Linked DNA regions of Homo sapiens: regions 2 and 3 are each linked to region 1. A link is a contact called in ENCODE Hi-C or POLR2A ChIA-PET data. All regions are on one chromosome and are shown on one strand. The core of a region is the stretch at or near the end of the contact, and the rest is flanking DNA. Distances in the headings are between cores, read along the strand shown.

Region 1 (2,802 bases), core at 303-2,802:
GAGGAAAATTTTCTTATACAAAAACAGTATAGATTGATTATACGGAAAAGCTGAATAAAATGTTCTACCTCAACATAAAAAAATTTCATATAGAAAAACTCACTATAAACAAGACTAAAGGACAAGTGGAATTTCATAGGCTTATGCAAAGGAAGAAAAAATAAAATAAAAGACAAGTGGAAGACTAAGGGAGGATGTTTTTAAGGGTATATAACTGTCAAAGATTAGAAGCCAGAATATATTTTTAAAACACATACACCTTGGCCGGGCACGGTGGCTCACACCTGTAATCCCAGCACTTTGGGAGGCTGAGGCGGGTGGATCACGAGGTGAAGAGTTCAAGACCAGCCTGGCCAAGATGGTGAAACCCTGTCTCTACTAAAAATACAAAAATTAGCTGGACATGCTGGCAGGTGCCTGTAATCCCAGCTACTTGGGAGTCTGAGGCAGAGAATCGCTTGAACCTGGGAGGTGGATGTTGCAGTGAGCCAAGATCGCACCAATGCACTCCAGCATGGGAGACAAAGCACGACTCCGTCTCGGAAAACACACAACACACACACACACACACACCTCCCACAAATCACTAAGAAAATGCAACAATACAATAGAAAAATGAGCAAAAAAGATGAACAGGAAATTCACAGAAAATTCAAACGGTCAATAAATGTGTGAAAAGATCCTCAACCTCATTAGTAATTAGGAAAATGCAAATTTAAAAGATGATAGTTCGTCTTGCTCCCACCCCACCCAGGTAATCATTCTCAATTGGATATATTTGAGTGTATCCTTTTTTCCATGAATATACTAACACATACACACACACACACACACACACACGCATATTACTAAACTATACATATAGTATATATTAATAAAGACATTTTGAGTTTGATGAACGAAGGAATGGCTGAGTGAGAACCAGACAATATCAGATCATGAATGAGTTGTGTTAAAAGCAGTAAGACAGGTTTTCCTAGGAAATCATACAAGGAGCTGGGATTTGGGGAGCTTTATCTAAATCTCTTTATAACTAAATGTTTTCCATGTAAAAGTTGGTGTTTTTAAAATTCAATTTAATTTTTTTTTTGAGATAGGGTCTTGATATGTCATCCAGGCTGAAACACAGTGGCATAATCATGGCTCACTGCAGCCTTGTCCTCCTAGACTCAAGCAATTCTCCCACCTCACCCTCCCCCTCAGCTGGGACTACAAGCATGCACCACCATGCCCAGCTAATTAAAAAAAATTTTTTTGCAGAGACAGGGTCTCACTATATTGCCTAGGCTGGTCTTGAACTCCTGGCCTCAAGTGATCCTCCCGCCTCAGCCTCCCAAAGTGCTGGGATTATAGGCATGAGCCACTGGGCTCAGACAAGGGCTCTTCTTGATGGCTTACTGTATCCACTTTGTCCCCAAGACCATAGGGAAATGACTAGAGGTGACTGTACTAGCTAGATTTTAAATGAAACTGAAATGAAAGTTCACTTCCTCATTTTGAGTACCTCATGTGACAAGTTCCAATTTCTTTTCAAGTCAATTGAACTGAAATCTCCTTGTTGCTTTGAAATCTTAGAAGAGAGCCCACTAATTCAAGGACTCTTACTGTGGGAGCAACTGCTGGTTCTATCACGTATGTACTCTTTGTTCTTTTTCTCCCATTTGGTCTTCAAACACTCTGTGTTTGTAACTTGTTCTGCCTGCTAGGTTTTAAATCTTTGGTTTCAGGAAGTAAACTAAAAAATCGTGTCGTTCAATTTGCCTCTTCTCTATTTTTAAAAAGTTAATGTCTGCTTGAGCATCTAAGCATCTAAGTTGAGACTGAAACATGGCTTTCTTTGGAATATAATTTAAAGGCTTACATGTTTAAAATTCCAGATGTTTTCAATTAAAAAGAAATGGAAAAGAAAGTAGAATCCAGTTTGAGGGAGCTAGTCGCTGAATTTCTGTTGATGTCTCTTGAATTAAATACAGAAGTGGCATTTTAAAGAGTAGTTAATTGCCTCATTTGAAACAGATGTCTGATCATTAAAAAAAAAAAAACGTAAAAAGGAAAATTACCTACCTAAAGATGTGAAAGCAATAGATGAGAATTGTCTTTTAACTATCTGTAAAGACTGTGGATATTTAAACAGGTCAGTTAAGAAGAGCCCATGTATTCAAAAATTCAGGAGATAAACTGATTTTTCAGAGGTTTGTCTCTCTTAAGGATGATTTTTTTTTTTTTTTGAGAGAGAGAGAAAGAGATTTCCTTTGATTAGATTTGTTGGCAAATCCTGGAAAGTCCCTGTTTTCTAACCCTCTAGATGTGTTTGGTTTACCAGATATTGGGAAATTCCTGGAAATCACTTTTTAAAGTGCTACTAAGCATTGGAAGTAGTATTTCTGACATAAATCTGCAGCTGTTCCCTGTGACTATATATCCCAGGAATTTTCCTGTATAATTCTGTTTATAATAGTCTGTCCCTTTGATAGACTTTGCATTGTTATTTTCTCTTATGAAAACATGTGGTCACAACATATGCAGCTAATAGCAACACTTCCTATGTTACCTTTCCTTACACAGAATGAAACGGCTGGTTTGTGTGCTCTTGGTGTGCTCCTCTGCAGTGGCACAGTTGCATAAAGATCCTACCCTGGATCACCACTGGCATCTCTGGAAGAAAACCTATGGCAAACAATACAAGGAAAAGGTAGATTGGATTGCCACTCGAGCGATATGCTTTTAAAGGAGTACTGTTTTCTACCTCTTAAAATTGTGTTCTTACAGGCAGTGTTTTCAGTAAATATTTAAGCTGGGTGT
Region 2 (2,853 bases), core at 233-2,732, 280 kb before region 1:
CTGAGGCAGGAGAATTGTTTGAACCTGGGAGGCAGAGGTTGCAGTGAGCCAGGATCACGCCATTGCACTCCAGCCTCGGCAATAAGAGTGAAACTCTTGTCTTGAAAAAAAAAAATATTTCCAATCTTAACTATTTGGTCAATAATCACCTAATGAGCAGTAAGACATTTTACCTAATGACCAACCAGTAGTTGCTCAATAAATAATAGGTGGAATCAATGGCTAACAATGTGAATAACCAATGCATGTTATGAATCAATAACCAGGTAAGTCAGTAACAGTTCATGTAAGCAACACTGGCTGGCTTAGCAACTGGGTTTTAGATACCAGGACTTTTCAGATCCGTCAACAAAGACCCTGGCTCATCACCAAACACTTACTGGTTGCATCTCTGTGAACACTGAAGAGAGGCTATTCCAAATATCCTCCAGGCCAATCCTGACCCGTTTCCAAAAAGCCAGGGCTGGGCAGGGGCTGGCGGGTGGCAGGCTGGGACTGCTTCTGAGGTGGATGGTGGGGAAGGGGGTAGTGGTGGTCCTGGTACTGGTGGTGCTCTGAGAGGCACAGTTGGTGTCAGTACAGAGACTTGTGTCCAGGGGGCACTCTTCCCGAAGTCGGTTGCAGGGACATTGTTGATAGGTGCAAGGCTTGTGCTCCGTGCGGAGCTGGCTCAGCGCCCCAACTCGAAGGCGCCCGGAAAGGCCGTGCAGCTTCCCAGACCGGCTCCGGCTCATGGTGCCCGACTTGCAGTGGCAGTGCCACGGGCCCCAGGGCATCAGCACCAGCCGCAGATCCTCAGGAGATGGCATGGCTGTGGGTGAGGGTGACGGCCACCGGCTCGGGGTAGACCCAGGTGTGGACCACTGGCTCAGGGTGGCCTGCGAGCCTGGCAGGTCCTCAGTAGACCTCCCGGGGGAGCGCGGCAGGCTTGAAGTCAGCCTGATTTCAGGCTCCTGACTATTGGCTATAAACCTCGTGCTGGAACTCCCCGCTGTATTGGGAGTCGCACTGGGAAGCTCTCTGCTGGTGCTATCCTTTCCGGCATTAATCACAACCCCCTCTTCTGAAGACCCATCCTCCTCGTTAATGGCGGACGACCGGCTAAAGCCGGTGGACACCGTGGCGGCCAAGAGCTCGGCAGCCGCTGGTCCAGCCAGGCGGTCGGCGTCGGCCATGGCATCATTCTCGTCCTCTAGGATTATCCTTGTCTTCCGGGGAAGACCAGTCCGGGCGGTGCTCCGGTAGCTGCGGGTCATGGGGCCCCCAAAGCGTAAACTGACCCGCTGCATTTCGGTCGGAGTCTGGGTCAGGCCTTGGGCCCCCGCCGCCCGGGGACCCAGATTCAGCAGCAGGACCCACAGCAGCGCGCCGGCGGCGGGGACCATGGGGCTGGGCTCTTGGGGTTGGGAGGGTGGCCAGTGAGGCAAGCCCTGCCTCCTACCTTCGCTCCCTCCCTTCCGCTGTAGACCCACCGGGTCGTTTGAACCGAGGCCCGCGGGGAAGGGGGTGGGGTTCGACGCGCAGGCGCGCTCGCGCGGGCCGCGCGGGGTGCTCCTAAGGAACCTCTGCGGCAAGAACTCTGCCAGAACCGAAGGTTTGGGATGCAAGGGGTGGTGAAAGAGTCGTTCACTTCTTTGGAGCAGAGCTTAAATGTCTCATCGCAGTTTATTAGCCTCTACAGTTCTAAATTTACTAAAGAGGGCAAAAATACAGGTTTTGAAAGCACTCCTTCCCAGGCTCACAGGCAGCAGACATGACTTAGAAGGAAAAAGGGCATACAGCGGTTCTTCAAGATTTAATGAGCTGACTCTCCTGGCTCCCAGCAGGCAGGCTGGCTGTCAGGTAAGCCTCTTCCATCCAAGGTGGAAGGATCACAGTCCCTCCAGTTAGACAGGAGGAAAATTAGGACCCAAAAAGATGAAGTTATTTGCCCAAGGTTCTACAGCTAAAGTAGGATTAAAACCCAGAGCTCTGGCCGAGCGCGGTGGCTCACACCTGTAATCTCGGCACTTTGGGAGGCCGAGGCGGGCAGATCACGAGGTCAAGAGATCGAGACCATCCTGGCCAACATGGTGAAACCCCGTCTCTACTAAAAATACAAAACAATTAGCTGGGCGTGGTGGCGTGCGCCGGTAGTCTCAGCTACTCGCTGAGGCTGAGGCAGAAGAATGGCTTGAACCGGGAGGCGGAGGTTGCAGTGAGCCGAGATCGCACCACTGCACTCCAGCCTGGCGACAGAGCGAGACTCCGTCTCAAAAAACAAAAAACAAAAAAACCCAGAGCTCTGCATATCCCATACAAAATGACCCTACATTCAGCCTTCCGTCCCAGCAACTGGAATGAAAGTCACCCAGCAGATCAGTTTCCCAGCCTCAAAGCCCTGCTGAAAGTAGGGTCATGCAAAGGACAAAATCCCACTGAGAAGTGAAGATCCGGTGGTACTGAGGTTGGGGATAAGATGATTTACAAAACAGTTCAGATGTTTCAGGGATTCAGGTGTAGGCAGATCACTAACTGGTTCTAAGGCCTTTTATCCAGTCCTGTGCTATGTCCCTCCTGAGCCATGGAGATCCCGGTCCAGCCTAGGAGAGGGAGAGGGGGAGGAGAGAAGTGGTTCAGGGGGTAGGACTTGGGTTTTATTTTCTGGTTTGGGGAGAGAAGCCAGGTGAATTGGAAGAGCTAGATGATTGGGTTGAGTCATCATTTAGCACTTTTGCTCCCTAACACCCTCTCCCCCACTGGATATCATCTGTTCACTGCCAACACATCTCTTCCTAATTTCTAGGGCCAGTCTGAATCTCCTCTGCACTGTGATTATTCCTTTATTCCTTATTGCCTCTGCACTTATATGTA
Region 3 (3,108 bases), core at 184-2,683, 300 kb before region 1:
TATCCAAGATAATTAGAGTAATTACTTTTGTTTATTTAAGAATCTGGATGGGGCAGTTTTCTCTTTATTGTCATCAAAGCACGTGTGAAAATACATGCCTAAGAACATCTCTACTGGATTGGGTGGACCAAGTGATTAGATGAAAATATGGTCTTGGATGGCCAAAATTTTGTTACATCGTTGATAGTAAGCCATAGACTGTCCTTTTCCAAAGACGTTGGGTTGGGGGGGACCCCCTAGAGAGAAAGCCCTTTTGGGAAAAGGGAGAGGAATGGGATGACCTCTGGCTCAAGGAAGTATGTGAAAACAGGAGACAGCCAACGGAAAGAATTGCAATGGAAGAATCTATGGTTCTTTTAGTATTGCTCAAGTCCCCACTGGGCGGCCAGCTGTACAAACAACTGTGAAAGAAGCAGAGGCGAGGCCGGGAGCCGTGGCTCACGCCTGCAATCCCAGCACTTTGGAAGGCCAAGGCGGGGGGATCCCCTAAGGTCAGGAGTTCGAGACCAGCCTGGCTAACATGGTGAAACCCCGTCTCTATTAAAAATATACAAAAATTAGCCATGCATGGTGGCGCACGCCTGTAATCCCAGCTACTCGGGAGGCTGAGGCAGGAGAATCGCTTGAACCCGGGAAGCGGAGGTTGCAGTGAGCTGCAGGTTGCAGTGAGCCGAAATCGCGCCACTGCACTCCAGCCTGGGTGACAGAGCAAGACTCAGTTTTGAAAAAAAAAAAAAAAAGAGCAAAAAAGCAGAGGCGGGGCCCGTACTGCTCTCATTCAGATTACCGAGTTCACTAGTAATCTTTCAGGTCATTATTTGGGTCAGATAATGAGAGTCGCCGTTTCCCTCTCTATCATAAACCCTACAGTTCCTCACACCAATGTCTGTCTGAAAGATGGGAACCAATTTGGGGCAGGGGGCCAAACTCAGCCTCGGCGACAGGCCTCGGCCCCGGCTCCGCGCCGCCCCCTAGTGGTCACCTCCGCGGCCTGGGCTTCCCTTGGTCCAGCTCCCCAGCCCCAGGTCTTACACCCACCCCCTTCTTCACCTCCTTCCAGTCCCCTCCCCTTCCTCCCGACAGCATCCCCTTCCTCCCCGTCCCCCTCCCGCCGCTGCCCCCGCTTCAGTGACGGGGAGCCGCGAGGTCTGCACCCAGAAGTCCGAGGCTGGGCTGGGAAGCGGTGTGACTTCTCACGGCACTTTCCTTTCCAGCCCTGACGCCCCCCGGAGTCCACACATCTCTTCTTTCCTCCTCACCTCCTCGTCCGGGACGCTGCCGGCCACGCTTCCACGGAGCCCGCCAGTTTAGTCCCGTTTCCTTCTCTAGTTAAGACTCCCTGTCAAGGACGGTTACTTTTTGCCCTTTTCATGTGTGCATGTTTTGGGGGCCTTTAACCCCCCCTCGTGGAGAAACAGAGGCAACAAAATGGCGGACCCGGAAATGAAGGCGCCGCGAGTAAGATTTCTGGCGGAGGAATCTGTGAAGGGAAAATGATCAGAAAACTCATGCTCCCATTCTAACAGAAAGATGATGCACCCCCGAGGTTCATCGCCTTTCTGCTGAGGCACTTCTGAGGTGGAAAAGTGCGTCACCGAGGCATGCTAGGCAGGACTATTTAACGGGGCGGAGGACTGCTGGTTACGTATCTTGCGCGTCTGAATAGTTCCAGCAGGGGACGGATCCTAGGTCTGGTGTTGGCGCCAAGAACCTGGCGAACTGCTGAGGGAGACTCGGAGCGTGCGTCAGTCATGCAGATTGCGTCTTAACTCTTGGCTGCTTCTTCGGGGTCCGGGGCGGCCAGGTTTAGTTTGACAGGAAAGCCTCGTTTCCTTATCCCAACCTCGGCTGCAGCTGTTTGGGACGTTCCTGGCTTTGTGCATTGGGTTCTGGTGCCTGATGGACACATTTTTCCAGTTACAGGCCGAATGTAAGGACCCCAGAGCCAAGCTGTCAGTGAGAACAGTGAAACAAATAACTGAGTCATTTCTTTTCTTTCTTTCTTTTTTTTTTTTGAGACGGAGTCTCGCTCTGTCGCCCAGGCTGGAGTGCAGTGGCTCGATCTCGGCTCGCTGCATGCTCCGTCTCCCGGGCTCACGCCATTCTCCTGCCTCAGCCTCCGGAGTAGCTGGGACTGCAGGCGCCCGCCACCACGCCCGGAGATTTTTTTGTATTTTTAGTGGAGACGGGGTTTCACCGTGTTAGCTAGGATGGTCTCGATCTCCTGACATCGTGATCCACCCGCCTCGGCCTCCCAAAGTGCTGGGATTACAGGCGTGACCCACCGCGCGCGGCCTTTTTTTTTTGAGACGGAGTCTCGCTTCGTCCGTCGCCCAGGCTGAAGTGCAGTGGCGTGACCTCGGTTCGCTGCAACCTCTGCCTCCCGGGTTCAAGTGATTGTCCTGCCTCAGCCTCCCCAGCAGCTGGGATTACAGGCGTCCGCCACCACGCTGGGCTAATTTTTGTATTTTTAGTAGAGATGGGGTTTTATTTTACCATGTTGGCCAGGCTGGTCTCGAACTCCTGACCTCAAGTGATTGGCCCGCCTCGGCCTCCCGAAGTGCTGGGATTACAGGCGTGAGCCACCGCGCCCGGCCTGAGTCATTTCTTTTTGGAGGCCTGCAAGAGGATGGAGCATGAGTTTGCAAATCCATTTAGTCACTTTATTTACCAAACAGTTGATCCCTGTCTCCACCCACCAATTGCCATGGCTGAAGGACTCTGAAGGGGCCCTTCAAAACTCAGTAAAAATAGAAAAGGACGCACTACTTATCCTTCCTGGCCCCATTCTTCGTTAGACTGGGACCGTCTTTAGATGTGGGCTTTTCATGGCCTAGAGGGAGGATTTGTCTTTTTTTCTCCCACCTGGGGACTTCTCTAGATCATCCTTATTTAGGGTATAGTGTCATCCTTATTTATAGTACACTGCCCAATTCTGTCCTATCCATATTGGTATTTACAGTTTCTCTTTTGAGAGTTGGAGTCTTGTCTCATTCCCGTTTACATTCTGTTTGGCTCAGTGCTTTCCTATAGCAGGCACACAAAAACCAGAAGTTAAGCAGATAACATATTTGAGTGAATTCGTTTATCTTCTTAGGCACCTAGGAG

The links. A loop is a pair of places that touch in the nucleus more often than their neighbours do. ChIA-PET counts read pairs that join two places held with the same protein, here RNA polymerase II (POLR2A). Pooled maps may share reads with other maps.
Region 2: a loop to region 1 is called in a pooled map, with 3 times the contacts of the local background. The contact joins the promoter of C1orf56 here to the promoter of CTSS in region 1. A Hi-C loop is called at or near these places in 5 of 50 pooled maps. POLR2A ChIA-PET finds 5 or more read pairs at or near these places in 2 of 52 experiments (CD8-positive, alpha-beta memory T cell and activated T-cell).
Region 3: a pooled map shows a loop between it and region 1 (5-fold over the local background). The contact joins the promoter of GABPB2 here to the promoter of CTSS in region 1. A Hi-C loop is called at or near these places in 1 of 37 single-sample maps with no recorded cell type and 4 of 50 pooled maps. POLR2A ChIA-PET finds 5 or more read pairs at or near these places in 1 of 52 experiments (B cell).

What each region holds. Positions count from the first base shown.
Region 1 is chr1:150,764,528-150,767,329 of GRCh38, reverse strand. It overlaps CTSS (cathepsin S), which reads left to right and starts at 1,552. Exons shown (of 8, transcript NM_004079.5): 1 at 1,552-1,632; 2 at 2,566-2,692. The coding sequence starts at 2,567. RefSeq lists cis regulatory regions at 1,606, 1,609 and enhancers at 1,534-1,678, 1,537-1,681, 2,612-2,661.
Region 2 is chr1:151,046,380-151,049,232 of GRCh38, reverse strand. It overlaps C1orf56 (chromosome 1 open reading frame 56), which reads right to left and starts at 1,482. Exons shown (of 2, transcript NM_017860.5): 1 at 381-1,482. The coding sequence starts at 1,385. It overlaps BNIPL (BCL2 interacting protein like), which reads right to left. Exons shown (of 10, transcript NM_138278.4): 10 at 1,513-2,582. The coding sequence ends at 2,546. RefSeq lists enhancers at 585-824, 1,105-1,154.
Region 3 is chr1:151,069,086-151,072,193 of GRCh38, reverse strand. It overlaps GABPB2 (GA binding protein transcription factor subunit beta 2), which reads right to left and starts at 1,433. Exons shown (of 9, transcript NM_144618.3): 1 at 1,260-1,433. MLLT11 (MLLT11 transcription factor 7 cofactor) reads right to left here. Exons shown (of 2, transcript NM_006818.4): 2 at 2,650-3,108. RefSeq lists enhancers at 49-983, 1,351-1,560, 984-1,918 and silencers at 881-1,040, 1,071-1,150.